2 separate regions of the Homo sapiens genome follow, and region 1 is linked to region 2. Evidence: chromatin loops called from intact Hi-C (ENCODE). Cell type or tissue: endothelial cell of umbilical vein. All regions are shown on one strand. Each heading gives the region's core, and the rest is flanking DNA. Links, peaks and the distances in the headings are about the cores only. Region 1 overlaps LINC01929 (long intergenic non-protein coding RNA 1929). Region 2 overlaps TCF4 (transcription factor 4).

Region 1 (7,135 bases), core at 2,730-5,229, 220 kb after region 2:
CCCAGCTCTGGATCTATTGCTAATCATCAGCCAGACTCACTGTGATCAAAGACGGACAATAGAACATGGAGCAAGTGGACCAACCACTTAGTATCAACTCAATTATTCTGTCTGAAATGAACCATCTATGTTTTTCAAGCTTACAAAAGGAAAATGTTATAAACATCATTAGAGGCATTCAGATGATCCTGCCTGTTTTCTGAATGGTTAACCATAATTAAATACTGTATTAGTTATCTAATTGCATACCAAATTACCTGAAAATTTGGTGGCTTAAAACATCTAATGTTTTCAATCTCACAGCTAGAGTGGGTCAGGAATCTCGGTGGCGTAGTTCAGTTCTCTGGCTCAGGGTCTACCATGAAGTGTTGGCCAGGGCCGTGAGGACTCAACTGGGGTGAATCTACTTCCCAGCTCATTCCCACAGCTGACCTCGGGGCCCTTGGACTGGCAGTTCCTTGCCTCATGGGTCTCTTCCCAGGGCTGTTCACAACATATGAGTTGTTGTTCCCTAGAGGAACTTCCCCTAGAGGGAAGGCTCAGAGAAAGGAGGCGGGGAAGGCAGGCAAGACAGAAACCAAAGTTTCTTTGGAACCTTATCTGGAAAGTGCCATACTATCACATTTGCTATTTTCCACTTGTTAAAAACATGTCACTGGTTCCAGCCCACACTCGAGGAATGTGACTCTACAGAGGTGTGTATATTAGGAGTCTGGGGTCCTTGAGGGTCATCACAGAGGCTGCCTACCACATATACTAATTTCATTAAGGTCTTTTTAATTATTTCTTTGTGCAATGAGGGTTCAAACTCCCTGGCCTTGAGTAGCAAAGGAAGATGTCACAGCCACAGTAAAAGCATTAGGACGTGTCTTTATGAGTACTCAAGAGGAAAGAAAAAGAGAAGAAATAAAGTATGCATGTTGCAAGGTGGAAGGGATGGGGAAGAGAAAAAGAGAGACAAACGAAGAATTATGGAGGCATTTTTCTAGAATTATATGTCTTCCTTTGGAAGAAAGGAAGCAGACTGAAAGCTTCCTGAAAGAGATATGGCCAGTGGACTCCTAAAAGTCCTCTTGTTCCTGCTCATTCCTCAGTTCTCTGGGTTAGAAAGTGTCTCACGTTCTCCACTCATTCATACATGTTTGACTATTATTGATCTATTATTACCAAAGTAATTGGCTGAAATTTTATAATTTTGGCTGTCCACTTGCCAAAAAAAAGGAAAAAAAAAAAAAGATGAACAATCAGCCCCATACCAAGTACTAAAGGGGATACAATTGTATAATATATCTCCTGCCTTTGAAGATCTTATATTCCAATTAAGGAAATAAGACAAACATATGGAAACAGTTATGTTAAAATTAAAGATTTAAATAACAGTTTAAGGTAAGAGTAGAATGTTGTAAGGCAGCATGTGATTAATTACCAGACAAATTATATAGAATTCGTTACTATTGGAATCCAAGGGAGAGACTGATCATTGTGAGCAAGGTGATTGGGGAACATATTGTGAAGAAAATGATAAGGATCTGGAAAGGGAGAGTAAAGTAAGGGCATTCCAGGTGGATGGGATGGCATGAGTAAAAATAAGAAGGGAGGACAGGTGTTTTGGGGGAACAATGAGTTAACCAGTTTGGAGAGTGGGTTTTTGGAGGCGAGTAGTCTGAAATGAGGTAAATGGTAAGTCAGACAGCCATGCAGGAACAGGTTGAGTTTAATTATCTAACCTGTGCTTGGTCCCTGAGGCAGATGGCTCACCAACAAACATGCTTGAATTACCCTCTATTAGAATTTTCAAAAAGGGGTAAGTTCCAGGTTGATTCACTGAACATCTTGGGCTCCCATCCCGTGCCTGTCTTTTAATAGCAATTGGTGGCAAATGGAAACGGTACCTGTGCTTTGTCTCCATAGCAGCAACTCACAAAAGCCTTGATGGCACCCAACTGAAAGAGCCTGAATTGTTGTCACCCCCCACTGAAAGACGAGGAGGCAATACAGGGAAGGAACGTGGCTGTTTCAGGAGGCTGTGGGATTAGGGAGACAGGTATGCTGGGCACCAGGAGATCCCAACCGAAGTAGAGTTGCAAAGAGGATTCAGGGTATCAAATCATAAAGCATTCAAGTTAAGACAGCAGGAAAAGATGACACTGAGCCTGCCTTCTTCACATTCTGAGAACTTGGAACCATGGAGAAGGGTCATAGAACCTTCAGAGAAGACCTAAAGAAACCCCTAAGTAGATGTGACATCTAATTCAACACCACCCCCTCCAACTTCCTAACTTTTACGTTACTCAATCTCTCTAAATTCCATCTGCTCATCTATCAAATAGCTATAACAGTATTACTCACTATATCCATGACATTGTTTTGGAAATTCAATGAGTCCACACGTGTCAAAGATTTCAAAGTGCCTCCCAAAAAGTTCTCATAACTCTTAGGTACTGCTTTTGTTGCTGCTATTGTCAATCTGTTCTTCCTGGCATCTCCATATCTTTGATAGTCATAAAAGCACATAACCACATAAGGTGGTAAAATCATAGTTTTCTCTTAGATGTAGGTCTCTTTGAAAGGCTTGGAATGACCCAAGGAAGGCTTAACATTAGAATGTCTCTGGGTTTTAGAATGTTTCTCACTCCCTCTTTCCTACTCCCTCTCCTGTCTCTGTCTCTTCCCTCCCTTCAGTAAGCCACATAGTCAATGCCTTCTCTGTGCCAGGCACTTTGCAAAATACTTCTAGCATTTCTAGGCTCTGGATATGCAGATTTGGGCAAGGCCAGTAATTAATTTTTGGCTTCTGAAAGGTAAGTGATCATGTTCAGGTGTGGATTCAGATAAAGTAAGTTAGTAGGGTCTCTCAGTAGAGGAAAAAATGGGAGATTTCATCTTAAGAAGGAAGAGGATGAAAATGTGAACCCAACATGTGCTGTTTGGGAATAGATTCCAGTGGTGTGTCTGGAGCAGCAGGGGGGCATCTGTGGGTGTCCACAGGCAGCTGGCCAGCAGGCAGACAGCACAGGGCTCAGAACCAAGGCCTCCTGGTGCAGGGAAGGTATGCAGACAGCACCTGGGGCCCCATTTCTGTACCTGGCCTGGCTTCCCAATCCCATCAGCTGCTAAATTATGGGGAGGAGAGTACCATGAAGGCAACAGAACTCATCTTCTTTTAATTATTATTCTATGGTAGTATGGTCATGACTTGTATTTAATATCTTCTGGCTGGCAACAATGTACTGAATGCTCTGCAGACCACAGCATTAAGCATGGCTGGCCATTGGCTGTTATGCTATGGGCTGACATCTTAATTCTACAGACATGAGATGCTTGGGGAAGAAAAGGAAGGCTCCTATGGCACCAGGGCAAATAGCAAGATGGTAGCTCCTTGGTCCCAGACTTGGAGTCCTTGACCTCAGCCTCTGTCCAGAGGACCCTTCCCACAGTTGCACAGCAGGACACTGATTTATGATACTTCAAGAGGTGTTTTCAAAATGAGTGGGCACAGAAAAAGTATCTAAAAGAGTTTAAGATATTAATTTATTTCAGATATCCAGGATACTCAGGAAGACTGCAGTGAGAAGGGATCCCACAACAAATTATGACCAAAAATAGCTAAGAATATTGCATTTCCAATTTGCCAGTATGCTAGTGGCGTAGGAGGCTAAAGGCTGGTATGAGCTCAGCCCGGGCTTTTGCCTGCATTGTCGGCATCCCAAATTAGCAACAAGTGTCATCAAATATATGAACTGGGAGGAATTCCAAAGGAACCAAATCATTGCTCTCCAAATAGATGGAGAGAGGATGTAGTGAGGGGTCAGAAGTGGAGAGGACAGGCACAGGAAACGTTTGTGGTGTCATTTCTGTCCCCGGACAGGATGCCGGAAGGAGAGAGGTCAAAGCAACAGGAAGTCTAGCATCACGGTACAAAACGTTATCAAGACTGATGGGATTTTAATTGTTTCATTCTTTGGGGCAAATGCTGTGTGATCACTTAGCCATCGAATCTCTATTGTGTTATGTTTTGTAAAATTTATTTTTAATTTAAAGTCAATATAGGAAAGGTTGAACAAACAAAGGTAGAGGTGGGAGTGCAGTGGGGGAAGAGCTTGTTAAAGTAAACGATCCAAAAACTACAAAAATGCTGGAGGACTTTTGTGCAGGTCTCTCCCAAGCTGCATTTCCCACTGGACATCTGGATTATAATTCAGAGTACCAGTTTCTGGCTTTTGGCCCTACTCAGATCCTCTGAGTTTCCAGTCTTACCTAAGTAATCCTCCCTAGAGGAGTTTATGTGATAAACTCTATCCACTCCCCTGGAGGTGTATGTATCAGAAAGTCCTTTGAGTAGGCCACAGAGAGAGAATATAAACTCCTGCACCTCCTGGGCTGCCTGAAGTTCCCCTCAATCACACAATTCCTGCTGCTTTGGCTGTTGGTTAGCATGACAAAAGCAACTCTTCAACTTAGGCTACTCTCTTCTAAAGGCTAAGGGACAATTGATAGCATCATCCCCTCAAATCTAGGAAGAAACTATGAAATGACATACCTCTTTAGAAAATGATTTGCCCATAGAAGATCTCAGTCTATATCCACGAGAGAGAAAGAGCTTAAGTGTCATTCAGATTTACATCTCTCCAAGTATGAGGGGTTGGGGGTTGGATAGTATAGCTCACAAACATGCCCTTGGAGTAAGGAAAGCTCTCAGCATTTGAAAGTGTTCTCCAGGCTGATGCAGTGTTGTGTTCCAGGTTCCTCTGAGTAGCTCCTAAACTCAATCTGAGTTCTTTGTAGCAACCTGCGTGGTGCCCAGGAGCTGCCCATTTGCCATTGGCCTGACTAGTTGGATTTTAGTTGCTGGACTCTAGTCCAGGGAACCTACTCTGAGCCACCCTCCATCTGAACTTCACTGTATTCATATTCTCCCATGATTTCAGGGCTATACTAAGACTGGGATAAAAACTGCTGAGTGCTGGCATGACACAAGATGGAAAATATGGGCTATCTCACATGGCTAGAATCCCCATACCCTCCCATAGGAAAACAGGTCTAGCCATTCAGCCCCAGAAGTATATCTTGGCCATTTTCTGAGAATAAGAAATATAAGGCTATTTAAACTGTATTTAGAATATCCCCAATCTTCAGATTAGATTGATGACAAAGATTTCAGAAAGAAATATCATTTGTTCATTCACTTATTAATTCAAAAAATACCTATTAGATACCTACCATGGGCAAGGCACTCTGCTGGATGCTGGGAAGATATGAGTTAAGAGGACAGACATTTGTCAGCTCCCATGGATAACACAGAATAAAGCAATAGAGCCATTCTTAATTGTGATATGCGCTGAGAAGATAACCAGCAAGGGACTGAGATGGACGGGATCTTTTAGCTGGGTGCTAAAGGCTTACTTGAAGAGTTGACATTATCCTGAAAAGAAGAGGGGTTTCTTTTTGAGAAAAAAAGGAGAGGAAAGGGAGAGACCATCAGTAGAGAGAGCAAAGAACATGTGCACAGCCTTGAGGTGAGGAAAAGCTTGTGTGCTCCAGGGGTGGAATGAGAGGAGCCCAGTGGGGCTAGAGGATTGTGACCCAGGGAAAGAGGAGTCAAGATTGGAAAGAGTCAAGGGCAAGATCAAGGATGGCCCTAAAAGCCAGAATGGGAAATTGTTTTACTCTGAATGTGGCAGGAAGCTAAAGAGTTGTGATTAGGGCTCATTAAATGAATGAAGGCGAGTGACATGATACAATTAATATTTTTTCATTTGTGCTTCTTCATTGAGAATAGATTGGAGAAGTGAGAAGAGGAGCAGAGAGACCAGCTGGGAGCTGCTGTAGTAACCCAGGTGAGGGAGATGGTGGTCTGGACCAGTGCTTCGCATGGAGGTGGACAGAAGTGATATAACTGATTTAAGTCAACCAGCTGCTTGATCCAAATAATGCCAAATGAGTTTATTGCCATCTCTTCATATTTTACAACCAGATCACTTCTGCATAAAACCACATGGAAGAATAAGAAGGGAAAAACAATCAAGCAATAAACTGTTCATCTGAAAATAGTTAAATTCTCCAACAGTTGATTTTAAAATATTTTCCTAAAATCTATTAAGATTTGTTCAAAGTAATTCTTCTATGGAGGCACATCTCTGGACTGAAACAACCAGCCTTTGCCTTTGGTGTGGTCCTGTTTCAGTCAAAATGGCTAACAGGCTATGAAGAAAATCAAATTCCAAGTTACTCAAATGTGGAGAAAATCTGGAGGTCTGGTATGGGCATCTTTTCAAAATGTTTTAATTACACATTGATTTACAAATGACATTGTCTAGTATGGTAGTTTTAAAAAAATCATCATTTTTAAACATCTGCCAAATTTTAAATGGTAGTTTTTCATGAAAGTACAAAGAAAACTTCATCCACGATCACGAAATTTTCCAACTCATATATCCTGATCAAAACAAAGACTTTCTATGGACAATTGTTGAACCACGCCTGACCTTGGACCCTGTGCTATCTACTCTTCTCAGTGTCATTCTCTATCTAGTTTGGCTTTTCCAAGTTTAATCACTAAGATATTCAGATATTATTACAAAATATTATTACAAGCCCTTTAATTACCTTGATAATATTACTGGCAATATTAAAAACTTTTAGCAGTATCTTTCATGGTGTGTGCTTTGCCTGAAAAGGAAAGATATCTCTGATTAAAGTTTGAAACCATTAATAATATAGAACACCATACAAATGACACTTTTCCAAATTAGAAATTTTAAGATCAAAGATTATTTACGGGCTTATATTTGTATCTAATTTTAACATTTTTATGTAGAGAAGAGGTCTCGCTGTACTGCACAGGCCAATCTCAAACTCCTGACTTCAAGCTATCCTCCTGCCTCAATCTTTTATTTACTTTTAATGCTATTCTTTGTTCACTTTGCTGAGATATCTAGGTCAAAGCCTAAAGGCTATGTATTTTAATTTCAAGGCTGCATGTTTATATCCTCTCATACCACTAACATCCTGGCTAATGTCTTAATGACTAATTTTTTCCAGTTTTACCACGGAATTGTCTTGAAGTTGGTGCATATTTCACAGACTCCAATCTGAAGTGTGGATCACAGCATTTGTTAGAAACTAGTTGACTTTG
Region 2 (2,500 bases), core at 1-2,500:
ACTGCCACAGTACTTTTTCTCACTCATCACCCATACCTGATTCAGCTGGGTTAATGTTAAAAGCCAAAATTTATCAATATCAATTTTTTTCCCAAATCATTCTTATTTTAGTACTGTTTATGCTCAATAAAAGTTTATGAATTTCTTTCACTGTTATTTAATGAAAACCCAGAATTTTTTAAAATTGCACATTATCTCTTTAAAAAAAGTCTTTTAGATTACTCGTGGGATTTACTCTAAGTTGTTGTCTTTTAATAGAAGATGATGCAAAACTTGTCTCACCTGTTCCTTCCTGGTCGTGTCTGTGTTTATGTGTGGGGTGGGTATATAAGTGCTTTTGATTAACAGAATGAAGAGAGTGCTTATTTTGAAAACTCAGTCGTTAAAATTCAAGTTTATTTTGAGTTAAAGAACACCATATTTAGATTAGGAATGGACCAATGACCTGCTTAAGCTTTAGGCTATCGATTGGCCTTGAGGGAACTTAGATCTGCTAAACACGAACTTGAAAAGGCACTTCAGTGATGGATGTACGTTGGATGCTCTCACTGTATGGTCATTCACTTGCATTTTAAAATTTATGTTTTGTTTTTCCTTTATACCTACTCTTTTCATTCCGTTTGTCAGAGGTGGCCATTTAAAGTATTTGACAATTGTTTGTTCTCTGCCTAGCAAGTTGTCCTATTGCTCCATGATGTGAAAGAACAAAGGTAATCAACAGTTAGAAACCTCAGGAAATTGCTAGAATCTTCACCCCCAAAGAGGGTTAATAAACCCTAGATAATTAGTTCATTTAGAATGAAAACCATTTTCATTGTAATAATCACATTTCCCCTCTGATTATCGAGCAATGCATTGGGAAGCCTGATATTTATTCACAAATTTTTTAAAATTGAGAACATCCTGTGCTGAGATTCCAGTCAGCTTCATCCATCCATTTTTTGTTAAAAGTTTCTCAACTATCATCCTTCATCCAGACAAATAAACATAACCAGGATTTCCCCTCTAACTTTTTGGGAATTCATTTACACGTGTACCATTTTGAGGGAAAAAAACAATTGTCCTCGAATTTCATTTGACTCAGGTGATTGTGGTAAGCTCGCTAACCAGCTTCATCTAGGAAGTGCAGCAATCTGAGTCAACTTCCTCCATCTCTGTTTTTACATTGTCCAGTGTGATGCTTCCTCATTGTACCAAAATAGAAATGGTTTGTTTTTGTATCAAACTTGGAGACTGGCTATGGATTACACTGGGTTAGGATAAGGGTTTGTTATTTTTTTTTTTTTAAGAACATTCCACTTATCCCAAGGGAAAAAGATTGACGGCCTGGGGAAAAATAAGAGGCATAATGAAGTCTTTTCTCCTTAAATAAAAATCACATCTAGTCTTCAGATGTGTCAATTGCACTATGTTTGCCTAATTTCATTTAATATTTGAGAGATTTAGTAGTAAATTTATGACTTTTGCAGTTACTTTGCAAAAAATTGAGGAAGGAAGAAGTGAATTTCACTTTGAGTCAAATGTGTAGGTTCCAGTGTAATTAAACCTAAAAATCTATATATTCTGGTCTTGCTACTTGGTATTACACTTTGCCATATCACATAATGCTATTAGCTACATTTTACCTTGTTTGCAGGGTGATGCCATTTTGTATCTCTGGTTTGTTGAATTTCCTAGAAGATGTTATGTTCATGTAGATAATGGCATACTCATTGAATTCTTTACCTCAGACATGAAAATATGTGGAAAAGTGGGGAAATGAATCTGATCAGATTTCACTGTATACTGAAATTTGAGAATCTGGTTTTTGCATCTATTTTGCATGCTGCTGTCTCTCCAAACCATATATGTCTGTGTGAGTTTTTATAATGCCACATAAAGCAAAATGAGAAGTCTCTTCTTTCTTCTAAAGGGAAATAGTGCCACAGAAAGGTAGAAGTCAAATATTTACTTATGGATCAAAAATCTAGTTAAAAAACAACCCATTGCTTACCTTAGTAATCAATGTGAATTACTTTATAATCAATATGAATACAAGCTATCTGACCAGTCACTCAGAAAATAAATATTTGATCATGTGATAAACCATTTGAATGTCTACATATGAACCCAGGCCATATAAAAATAACCAATTCAAGATAACATAGGAAGTCACTAAAAAAGACACAAATAAAATTAGATTTCACAGTTTACGCTGATATTTTGATACTTTTCTGTGATAAAAGCATCTTCCAAACTAAATGTGTCCATATTTGAACCATGTAAATAGTTAAAAGTATTTTACCTGAGAATATCTAAATGATGCCAAGAAAATAAGTTCATGCCACTAAAAAGATTGAGATGATTTGTGCTTTATCTGACTTCTTGGTGTAATATGGATTTACTTCAGATAAGTATATTTTCTACTTATCCGATAAGTGTGTTTATCTGAGATAAATATTTTCTCCAGATACGTGTGTATATTGAAAAAAAATTTAAAATAATTAGGATCCCAATTGAA

The links. Hi-C counts contacts between places; a loop is a spot of excess contacts. Peaks named below come from ENCODE experiments on the same cell type or tissue, not always from the same donor. Only the 100,000 strongest peaks of a DNase experiment are listed, where the experiment ranks them.
Region 1: a loop joins it to region 2, with 7 times the contacts of the local background. A loop is called at or near these places in 6 of 110 quality-filtered maps.

What each region holds. Positions count from the first base shown.
Region 1 is chr18:55,107,298-55,114,432 of GRCh38, reverse strand. LINC01929 (long intergenic non-protein coding RNA 1929) reads left to right here. Exons shown (of 3, transcript NR_110743.1): 3 at 5,780-7,135. Among named protein-coding and RNA genes, the nearest start is that of LINC01929, 13 kb to the left of the region's middle. In endothelial cell of umbilical vein, for the core only: no CTCF peak of the experiment used is centred there; a DNase peak (open chromatin) is centred at 3,802; H3K27ac peaks cover 1,627 bases.
Region 2 is chr18:55,327,168-55,329,667 of GRCh38, reverse strand. All of the region lies in intron 8 of TCF4 (transcription factor 4), which reads left to right. Among named protein-coding and RNA genes, the nearest start is that of TCF4-AS1, 120 kb to the left of the region's middle. In endothelial cell of umbilical vein, for the core only: no CTCF peak of the experiment used is centred there; DNase peaks (open chromatin) are centred at 527 and 1,167; H3K27ac peaks cover 2,207 bases.